Linked DNA regions of Homo sapiens: region 2 is linked to region 1. A link is a loop called in an ENCODE intact Hi-C map of the cell type or tissue named here. Cell type or tissue: stomach. All regions are shown on one strand.

Region 1 (5,000 bases):
CTGGATTGCAGTGGTGTACTCATGGCTCACTGCAGACTTGAGCTCCTGGGCTCAAGTGAACCTCCCACCTCAGCCTACTGAGTAACTAGGACTACAAGCATGCACCACCGCACCTAGCTAAGTATTTATTTATTTATTTACTTTTTTTTTTTTTTTGAGATGGAGTCTTGCTCTGTTGTCCAGGCTGGAATGCAGTGGCGCGATCTCGGCTCACTGCAAGCTCTGCCTCCCGAGTTCACGCCATTCTCCTGCCTCAGCCTCCCAAGTAGCTGGGACTACCGGCACCCACCACCACGCCCAGCTAATTTTTTGTATTTTTTAGTAGAGACGGGGTTTCACCGTGTTAGCCAGGATGGTCTCAATCTCCTGACCTCGTGATCCGCCCGCCTCGGCTTCCCAAAGTGCTGGGATTACAGGCATGAGCCACTGCACCCGGCCACTGTTTATTTACTTTTTAATATAGCGATGAGGTCTTGCTGTGTTCCCCACACTGGTTTTGAACTCCTGGCCTCAAGCGATCCTCCCACTTTAGCCTCCCAAAGTGCTGGGATTACAGGAGCGAGCCACGGAGCCTGGCCTTTAGCCGCTTTTTATGCAGGATAAATCCTGATGACTTTTTGCTAAAGAGGCCTCAGCAGGAGTTGATGTGCTCCCCGCGATGGGTCTACTGAGGGGTCCCAGGGCCCGCACTGCCACACCCATGTGCCAGGCCTGCTCCATTCCTTTGGAAACCTGTTTATTGGTTTTGAGATACATTTCGAAGAGTTGTGTTTCTGCTCTGTTCTGGGTCTTGTGCCTGTTACCGAAAGCAAAGTGATGAAATGCAGGGAGAACCGAGTCAGCACATGATCTGTGACCACCAATCCATCACCACTGTCTAGACCAGGGTCCCTTATCCTGGTGTCAGGGCACTCCTCTGGTCTAAGGGCAGAATTCAGAGGATAGCAGTCTGTGGCTGTCGCCAGTAGAAATGGGGATGTTTTCATATCACATTAGGATTGGGCAGGTCTCATCACTGTCTCATGTGGCAGCAGCCATTAGGCCTGCCCCTTGCTCGATGCATCGATCATGATACACACTTGACTCTATCACGCATTTGATTTCCTAGTTGATGACTACTTTTTGAGCCCCTGACCAGATCAGCACTCTGATCTCACAGATGGGACCCTGAGGCCTGGGCACACCTGAAGTGCCTGCCCCGCCAGGCTTTCCTCCCAGAGAGAACAGGCGACTTGCTCAGGGTCAGACAGCTCGTGAGTGAGGGGTAGAGCCAGCTGTTCTGCTGTCCTAGCCTGCTGACCGTGTGACTTTGAATAGGTCACTTTGTCTGCCACGAAGCATCTCTAAAGGGGAGTCACGATCTTTGCTCCATAGTTCAGGTGCTGGTGGGGGACAGTGGTGCCTACTCACCCTGTGACAAGTGGTGTAATTCTGTCTGTGGCCATGAGGTGGCAGGCCAGGCCAGGTCCTGGGTTCTCTCTTGGCCTGGGCAGGAAGCAGGAGGTCCCAGCCTGGTTCCCGCCGCAGCAGGAGCTGCAGAAATGCCTGCTCAGGACATAGGCCTGCATCCCTCAGATGGAGCACCCAGGGTTTGAACTGGCCTCCTTCTTCATGCTGGTGTTGTCCTCTTCAGAACACTCTTCTGCATAATTGAGTTTAAGCCCCACCATATATCTTGAGGCCTTTGCGTGGCAGGAATTACCGGCCCCGTTCCATTGATGAGGAAACACAGGAAGGTATGTGATTGGCCCAGTGAAATAATTGCCTAGGTCTGCTGGTAGGGCTCTGTGCTGGGCCCTGGGAACACAAATGAGTCAGATATTGGCCCTGCCCTCTCAGAATCTCATGAAATAAGCAGACATGTAACATAAGCAACAGCAGAAGGATTTGCTGAGCTCTGGGAGCCTGGTGGTAGAATTAGGTCATTTCTTCTTGGATGTCATGAGCAAAGTCATGATTGTGGTCAGACCTGGGCATTTGGGTCACGTCTCTGGAGTGATGTGGATTGGAGGAAGCCTGGCCAGAGGCAGGAGGCTGGGTCGAGGCTGCTGCAGGAGGCAGGTTGTGGAACCCAAGCCTCAGCAGCCTAGAGATAGATTTCAGGAACAAAGGCCACCAAACTTAGAGGACTTATTAAAAAAATACTTCCTGAGTTTCTGTGGTACCGACCACTGTTCTAGGCTCCAGGGACACAGCACAGAACAAAAGAGTCAAAAACCCCAGCTTCCTGCTGGGCACGGTAGCTCACACCTGTAATCCTAGGGAGGCCGAGGTGGAAGGATCACCTGAGGTCAGGAGTTTGAGACCAGCCTGGCCAACATGGTGAAACCCAGTCTTTACTAAAAATACAGAAATTAGCTGGGCATGGTGGCACACACCTGTAATCCCAGCTACTCAGGGGGCTGAAGCACAAGAATCGCTTGAACCTGGGAGGCAGAGATTGCAGTGAGCCAAGATGGTGCCACTGCACTCCAGCCTGGGTGACAAAGCGAGACTCTGTCTCAAAACAAAACAAAAAAAGCCCCAGCTTTGTTCTAGTCAAGGAAACAAATGGGGTAAATGACGTGCTGGAAAGTGGAGGCGTGGCGTGTCAGGTGGTGGTAAACAGGCAAGAGTTAGGCAGGGTAACCAGGGAACGCCCCTGCAAACAGGACTTCTAAATAAATAAAGACCTGAAGGAAGTAGGCAGGCAGGCCACGGAGATACCTCGTGGAAGGAGGAACAGCAAGTGCATGGGCCGAGTGTGGGACTTGCCTGGTGTGCTCAAGGTCTGGCAGGCAGGCCTGGGTGGCTGCAGCACAATAGCAAAGGGCGGGTTGGGGTGGAGAAATCAGGAATGGTGGGGCTGGATCAGTGGAGCCTGGTGGGGAGCTGCTGGAGGGCTTGGGGCCAGGGAGGGATGTGGCCTGACTTGGGTTTTAAATGGACCCCTCTGGCTGCCGGGAGGAGAGTGGACTGAAGGGAAACTAGGGCAGAAATAGAGAGACAGGTCTGGAGGCTCTTTCTTTCTTTCTTTCTTTCTTTCTTTTTCTTTCTTTCTTTCTTTCTTTCTTTCTTTCTTTCTTTTTCTTTCTTTCTTTCTTTCTTTTTCTTTCTTTTTCTTTCTTTTTCTTTCTTTTTCTTTCTTTTTTGAGACAGACACTGGGCAGCATCGTGTTCTTCCAGCGGACGTGTCTAGAACATCTGTGCCCGGGCCTAGAGCAGTCTTGTCCCTCTCTGGCCCCACAGCTCCCCTGGGCCCATTCCTTTTTGATGGCACCTTCTTATCTGTGGTGAGGGCCACCCGCTGCCCCTCCCTCCTTCCTATCCCTGTATCTTCTGCTCCCTGGTCTTGAGCATCTGGGGCCCGAGCTGCCTGGGCATTGGTTGGAAGTAGCCCTGATTCAGAGCTCAGCTCTGGAGTCACTAGCTGGGTGACCCTAGACAGTTTGTTCGACCTAGCCAGCCTTGTTAAGCCTTCATTTCCTCTTGAGCAGGAGGTCAGGCTCTGGATGTCTCCGGAGGTTGTTTGAAGGATTGGGCAAGCTGAGGCAGTTGGAAGCTACTCTGAGGTGTGGCATGAATGAGGGCGTGGCTGTGGTGGGCAGTGGTGACCTGAGCTACCCCCAAGTATCCGCCCCCAGCCCTGCTCTGGCAGCCCCTGCAGCTGCTCTGGGTAAGGGAGCAGGGCCAGCATTCTATCTCACTGCTGTTCTCTGCTCTCCCCGCAGGTGGAAGGCTTTAGGGCCACCATGGCGCAGCGCCTGGTGCGCGTGCTGCAGATCTGTGCTGGCCACGTGCCCGGTGTCTCAGCTCTGAACCTGCTGTCCCTGCTGAGAAGCTCTGAGGGCCCCTCCCTGGAGGACCTGTGAGGGTGGCTGGCCCCTGGGCTGCCCCTTCTCATGGCTTCGTGCTGACTCCATAAACATTCTCTGTTGAGGATGTCCAGTCAGGGCTTGACAGGCCCAGGCTCAGCCCGCCGTGGCTGGGAAGGTTCCCTGCAGTGCCAGTGCTGCAGCAGGGAGAGCTGGGCAGAAGCAGCGAGGGGGCCCAGCTGGCGAGACTGTAGCCCCCTCCCACTCCCACACTCACTCTTGCAGAGCCTGTGTCTTTAAGCAGCTGGCGTGTTACATCTCCATTTAAGGTTTCCTTTGAACAAAAGGTCTGTGGCTAAAAAAAGTTTAAAAATCACTGGTCTCATTCACCACTTTGACTTTGTAGATGAGGAAACTGACTCAGAACAATTAAGAGTAGGGCAGGGTGGGCCAGGTGCAGAGGCTCACGCCTGTAATCCCAGCACTTTGGGAGGCCGAGGTGGGTGGATCACTTGAAGTCAGGAATTCGAGACCATCCTGGCCAACATGGTGTATCCCTGTCTCTACAAAAATACAAAAATTAGCCAGATGTGGTGGTGGGCGCCTGTAGTCCCAGCTACTCAGGAGGCTGAGGCAGGAGAATCACTTGAACCCGGGAGGCGGAGGTTGCAGTGAGCTGAGACTGTGCCACTGCACTCCAGCCTGGGCAACACAGTGAGACTCCACCTCAAAAAAAAAAAAAAAAAAAAGCGAGACCAGCCTGGCCAACATAGTGAAACCCTGTCTCTACTAAAAATACAAAAATTAGCCAGGCATGGTGATGCAGGCCTGTAGTCTCAACTACTCGGGAGGCTGAAGCAGGAGAATCACTTGAACCTGGGAGGCGGAGGTGGTGTTGAACCGAGATTACACCACTGCACTCCAGCCTGGGCAACAGAGCGAGACTCCGTCTCAAAAAAAAAAAAAAAAAATGCTGGGCGCGGTGGTTCCCACCTATAATTCCAGCACTTTGGGAGGCCGAGGCGGGCAGATCACAAGGTCAGGAGATCGAGACCATCCTGGCTAACAGTGAAACTCTGCCTCTACTAAAAATACAAACAAATTAGCCAGGCATGGTGGCGGGCATCTGTAGTCCTAGCTACTTGGGAGGCTGAGGCAGAAGACCGGCATGAACCTGGGAGGCGGAGCTTGCAGTAAGCTGAGATC
Region 2 (5,000 bases), 190 kb after region 1:
AAGGCATGAGAAGACATGCCATGTTTCCATTCAGTGTCACTGGATAGTCAGTGAATAGATGTGGGGTGTCAGAAGCTGGGGAACTATGTGATGTAATCTGCAGTTGGACTGTGAAAGACCTTTAAGCAAATGCCACTTAAGGAATTGGGACTTCATCCTGAGGGCAGAGACTTCTAGATTTCTTACGAAAACGGTTTCATAAAAGAAAGAATATTTTAATACCAAAAGAACAGGAAAGAAGGATAGGCGTGGTGGCTCAAGCCGGTAATGCCAGCACTTTGGGAAACCAAGGCAGGTGGATCACCTGAGGTCAGGAGTTCGAGACCAGCCTGGCCAACATGGCAAAACCCTGTCTCTATTAAAAATACAAAAATTAGACAAGCGTGGTGGCAAGTGCCTGTAGTCCTAGCTACTCAGGAAGCTGACGCAGGAGAATTGCTTGAACCCGGGAGGTGGAGGTTGCAATGAGCCGAGATCACGCCACTGCACTCCAGCCTGGGCAACAGAACAAGACGCTGTCCCAAAACAAAAAAAAAGGAAAGAAAAAGACTGACTTCAGAGTTTAAAATTTGAATAAAGGCCAGGTGCGGTGGCTCACACCTGTAATCCTAGCACTTTGGAGTCCAAGGCAGGTAGATTGTTTGAGGCCAGGAGTTCAAGACCAGCCTGGCCAACATGGCAAAACCCCATCTCTACTAAAAATACAAAAAAATCACCTGGGCATGGTGACATATGCTTGTAGTCCCAGCTATTCGTGAGGCTGAGACACAAGAATCACTTGAATCTGGGAGGTGGAGGTTGCAGTGAGCTGACATCACTCAACTCCAGCCTGGGCAACAGACTGAGACTCTGCCTCAAAAAACAAAACAAACAAAAAAACCTAAATAAAGTCAACTTTATCCTTATGTTCCACATTTCACCATGGACCAGAGAAAACTTCATCACTATTTGACACTACTCCACAGACTGATGTGTGGAGACCACAGCTGAAAGCCAGGGGAGTTAAGATGTTAAGACTTTGTTTTCAGATAATCCTTCCAGCAGTGAGTGGATGAGAGATTGAAAGACAGGACCTCAGTTGAAGGTCAACCGAAAGAATCCATCCTGCCAGGGCCAAGTCCTGGGCAAGCAGAGGGTGAGGATAGCGCATGTCCCACAGCAATTTGGTAGCAGAGCCAGGTCAGCTCTCCTAATTCCAAGTTCAGTGCTTGTCCACCAAAGCATGCTCTCATCAATATAATAATAATGAAACAAATATCCTTCAGCCACACACATCCACCTGCCTTTCTCCTGATATATAAAAGAAAGCAGTCTGAATGTTATGAGAGATGTGCTGCATTTCCTGGCACAATGAGATTTAAGAAGCCCCAGTGTTTAAGGCAGGAGATGTGTGGGGCTCCCCTTGGTTTGACAAGCAAGGGAACTGCCAGAAGCAGTGGAGCAGGCACTTATGAGCATGAGAGGTGATGGTGATGTGACTGCCAATAGTCTTAGGCTACATGGCAGAAATCATGCTATTCTCTCTGCAGGCCAGATCATGCCTTAACAGGGAGATTGCAGAAAGGAGTAGCCAGCATAGTGAGAGAACCAGTAGCCAAGCTATGTTGGAAGCAATAAAAATGCTCACCTGGGCTTTGCTCCCTCTCAGCATGATGTCTGGGAAAGATAAAAGAGAGCAGCAGGTGTAGAGAGTGGGGGAGAGGACACAGAATCTTCACAAATATAATAAGGGGGAAAAGAGCCAGAACTAGGTCTTACCCACAGAGGTATATTTGTTGAATGAATGATGAAACAATTATTAAACTGTTTTCTATTATATCAGGAGACAGGTCTAAGATAGAGGAACCCCTCAGGGCAAATAACATACTGTTATAATCGCTCTATCCACAGCAGTACCTAGGCCTCCCCTGGCAGGTAGCAGAAGCTCAATGAATGTTCAACAAGAGGAAAAACTTCCAGCTCTCAGCCCTGCAGCTGCTGTTCCTCCTGCCTAGATTCTGCATGGCTTTCCTTTACTTGACTCAGACCTCTGCTCACATACCACTTCCACATGGAGGCCTTCCCTGACCACCCTATCTAACATGTCTCTCTCCTCCTTCTATCACTCTCTATCCTTTTGCCCAGTTTTATTTTCTTCATAGTGCCTATGGATCTCTGACATAGTATGCATTTGCTTATTGCCTGCCTGTTTCAATTTATGACAGCAGGGCTTTGTATCCCTGGCTCTTTCACCAGCACCTGGAATGGAGTCTGACACACAACAGGTGCTCAAGAAACACCTCTTGGCTGGGCACGGTAGCTCACATCTGTAATCTCAGCACTTTGGGAGGCCGAGGCAGATTACCTGAGGTCAGGAGTTTGAAACCAGCATGGCCAACATGGTGAAGGCCCGTCTCTACTAAAAATGCAAAAATTAGCCAGGCGTGGTGGCAGGAGCCTGTAATCCCAGCTACTTGGGAGGCTGAGGCAGGAGACTCACTTGAACCTGGAAGGCAGAGGTTGCAGTGAGCTGAGATCATGCCACTGCACTCCAGCCTGGGCAACAGAGCGAGACTGTCTTAAAATAAAAGAAAAACAAAAAGAAAAAGAAAAAGAAAAAAGAAACACTACTTGAATGAATGAAGAAATAGAACACACTATTAATGCTATAGTGAACACTGGACTCCTGAGGCCTATGGTATGGGGATGTTGCAGAGGAGACTGTCAGGAAGAAGGAACTGGACTTGATGAACATTAGGATCCTTCTCAACTCTAAGGTGCCAGGAGCCTTGGGTTCCATCATTTTCCAGTTCTATTACTTCATATCCCTAGGAATCAACCTATAATTGCATCACTCCGATTCCTCTGGGCAGCCTCAGGCAAAGAAATCTCGTGGCTGTACTAACTCACTATCTAGTCAATCAGCAAGGCACCCAGACTCTAAAGACCAGCACAGGCCACATGAGTGGTCAAATTGTAGCATCTTACCTTCTTTGGAAGGTGGTCCTGTCTTCTCTGGAGCTGAGAGAAGGTTGAGGCACATATAGTAGAGGAAATTGGAACACACCTGGTTTAGGGCTGAGTGACTTAGAGGGAGAAGAAGAAAGAATAGAAGAGATGACATTGCTACTTTGGCTGGGAGAGCATTATCCCTGCCATATGCCTGGGCACCACTGCTTTGTGCCAGAGGCTAGTGAAATTCTAGCCATGGCCGTGGCAGAGGAGGTCTTAAGGTGGCTATGAAAAGTAAATATGGGGCTGGGCACAGTGGCTTATGCCTGTAATTCTAGCACTTTGGGAGGCTGAGGCTGGTGGATCACCTGAGGTCAGGAGTTCTAGACCAGCCTGACCAACATGGTGAAACCCTGTCTCTACTAAAAATACAAAATTAGCCTGGCGTGGTGGCACACACCTGTAATCCTAGCTACTCAGGAAGCTGAGGCAGGAGAATCACTTGAACTCAGAAGGCGGAGGAAACCCGGCCAGTTTCCTCATTTAAATAAGAGGTTAAACAAATGATCTCTGAAAGCGTTTTTTGGGGCTTTTTGTGTTTTTTTAGAAACAAGGTCTCACTCTGTCGTCCAGGCTAGAGTGGGATGCGATCATAGCTCACTGCTGCTTTGACCTCATAAGCTCAAGGATCCTCTCGCCTCAGCCTCCTGAGTATCTGGGACTAAAGGTGTGTTACCACCAGGTCTGGCTAATTAAAAAAAAAACAACACAAAACTTTTGTGGCCAGCCACGGTGGCTCACGCCTGTAATCCCAGCACTCTGGGAGGCCAAGGCGGGCGGATCACCTCAAGTCAGGAGTTTGAGACCAGTCTGGCCATCTCTACTAAAAACACAAAAATTAGCCAGGAATGGTGGCAAGCACCTGTAATCCCAGCTATTCAGGTGCTGAGGCAGGAGAATTGCTTGAACCCAGGAGGCGGTTGTTGCAGTGAGCCAAGATTGTACCACTGCACTCCAGCCTGGGTGACAGAGCAAGACTCCATCTCAAAAAAAAAAAAAAAATTGTAGAGACCAGGGTCTTGCTATGCTGCCCAAGTTGATCTTGAACTGCTGGCTTCAAGCAATCCTCCCATCTTGGCCTCCCAAAGTGCTGGGATTACAGCCATGAGCCACTGCACCAGGCCTCTCCCAGTTTTGATGTGACAGGTACCCATCCAAGTATCACCAGGAATAAGATCCTTACCACGTTAGATTCAATACAACCTACAGAAGCATGACCAGCTTATTGCACCAGATGCTGAGCAATGCTGACACTATGTCAACACCACCATGAGCCCATGACTAAAACACACCAGCCAACAATTCCCACTTGTCCCATCAAGAGGGACATTGGCCCCTTGGCCACTCAATCTTGCCTGGGACCACACATACCTCAGACCACTGCAAAACCTGGCCTTCAGCTCCAGGGTCAGTCGTATGAAGGATGAGGAAGCTTCAGAGAAGTGGGAATAAAGCAGAGAGCAGTTTAAACCAGACTTGTCACAGAGAGTCCCAAGCCTGGGTGGTATCAAAAAGCTCTGGTTTCAGAGTTACACAGACTTGGTTCAAAATGTACTCCACCACTGTCTAGTAGTTTCACTCCGGAAAAGTTTTTTAACTTCTCTGAGACTCAGTTTTGATATTTGTACCTCACAGGGTGTTGTAAAGCTAAGTAAGATAAATGTATGGAGAACATCTAACAAATACTTGGCTCAAAGTAAGTGCTGCAATAAGTGTTCATTTTCTTCCATTCTGAATGATCCTCCACTACAATTTGGTACATTTGACAAGGACCTAGGAAGGGCACATCTGCTCCTTCTATCCCTTCTTTCAGTTTTATAGAAAACAATCCAGTTTCAGATGCAGAAAGAACAGTAGTTACTATTTTATTCTCATCTCTGAATTGTCTGTTGAAAGCAATTGATTCTCAGAACAGAGGTCCAATAACAGTTTCTTTTCTTTTTTTTTTTTTCCTGAGACGGAGCCTCACTCTGTCGCCAGGCTGGAGTGCAGTGGCATGATCTCAGCTC

Evidence for each region. Peaks named below come from ENCODE experiments on the same cell type or tissue, not always from the same donor. Only the 100,000 strongest peaks of a DNase experiment are listed, where the experiment ranks them.
Region 2: a loop joins it to region 1, with 2.3 times the contacts of the local background. A loop is called at or near these places in 77 of 110 quality-filtered maps.

The regions. Positions count from the first base shown.
Region 1 is chr22:41,937,907-41,942,906 of GRCh38, reverse strand. It overlaps CENPM (centromere protein M), which reads left to right. Exons shown (of 6, transcript NM_024053.5): 6 at 3,711-4,170. The coding sequence ends at 3,851. Among named protein-coding and RNA genes, the nearest start is that of CENPM, 6.7 kb to the left of the region's middle. RefSeq lists enhancers at 1,532-1,731, 2,482-2,841, 2,332-3,299. In stomach, CTCF peaks have their summits at 1,240 and 1,441 (motif pointing right); DNase peaks (open chromatin) are centred at 1,476, 1,812 and 2,706; H3K27ac peaks cover 2,861 bases.
Region 2 is chr22:41,752,014-41,757,013 of GRCh38, reverse strand. MEI1 (meiotic double-stranded break formation protein 1) reads right to left here. Exons shown (of 31, transcript NM_152513.4): 16 at 4,363-4,423; 17 at 2,968-3,065. Among named protein-coding and RNA genes, the nearest start is that of CCDC134, 46 kb to the left of the region's middle. RefSeq lists an enhancer at 4,191-4,400. In stomach, no CTCF peak of the experiment used is centred here; no DNase peak of the experiment used is centred here.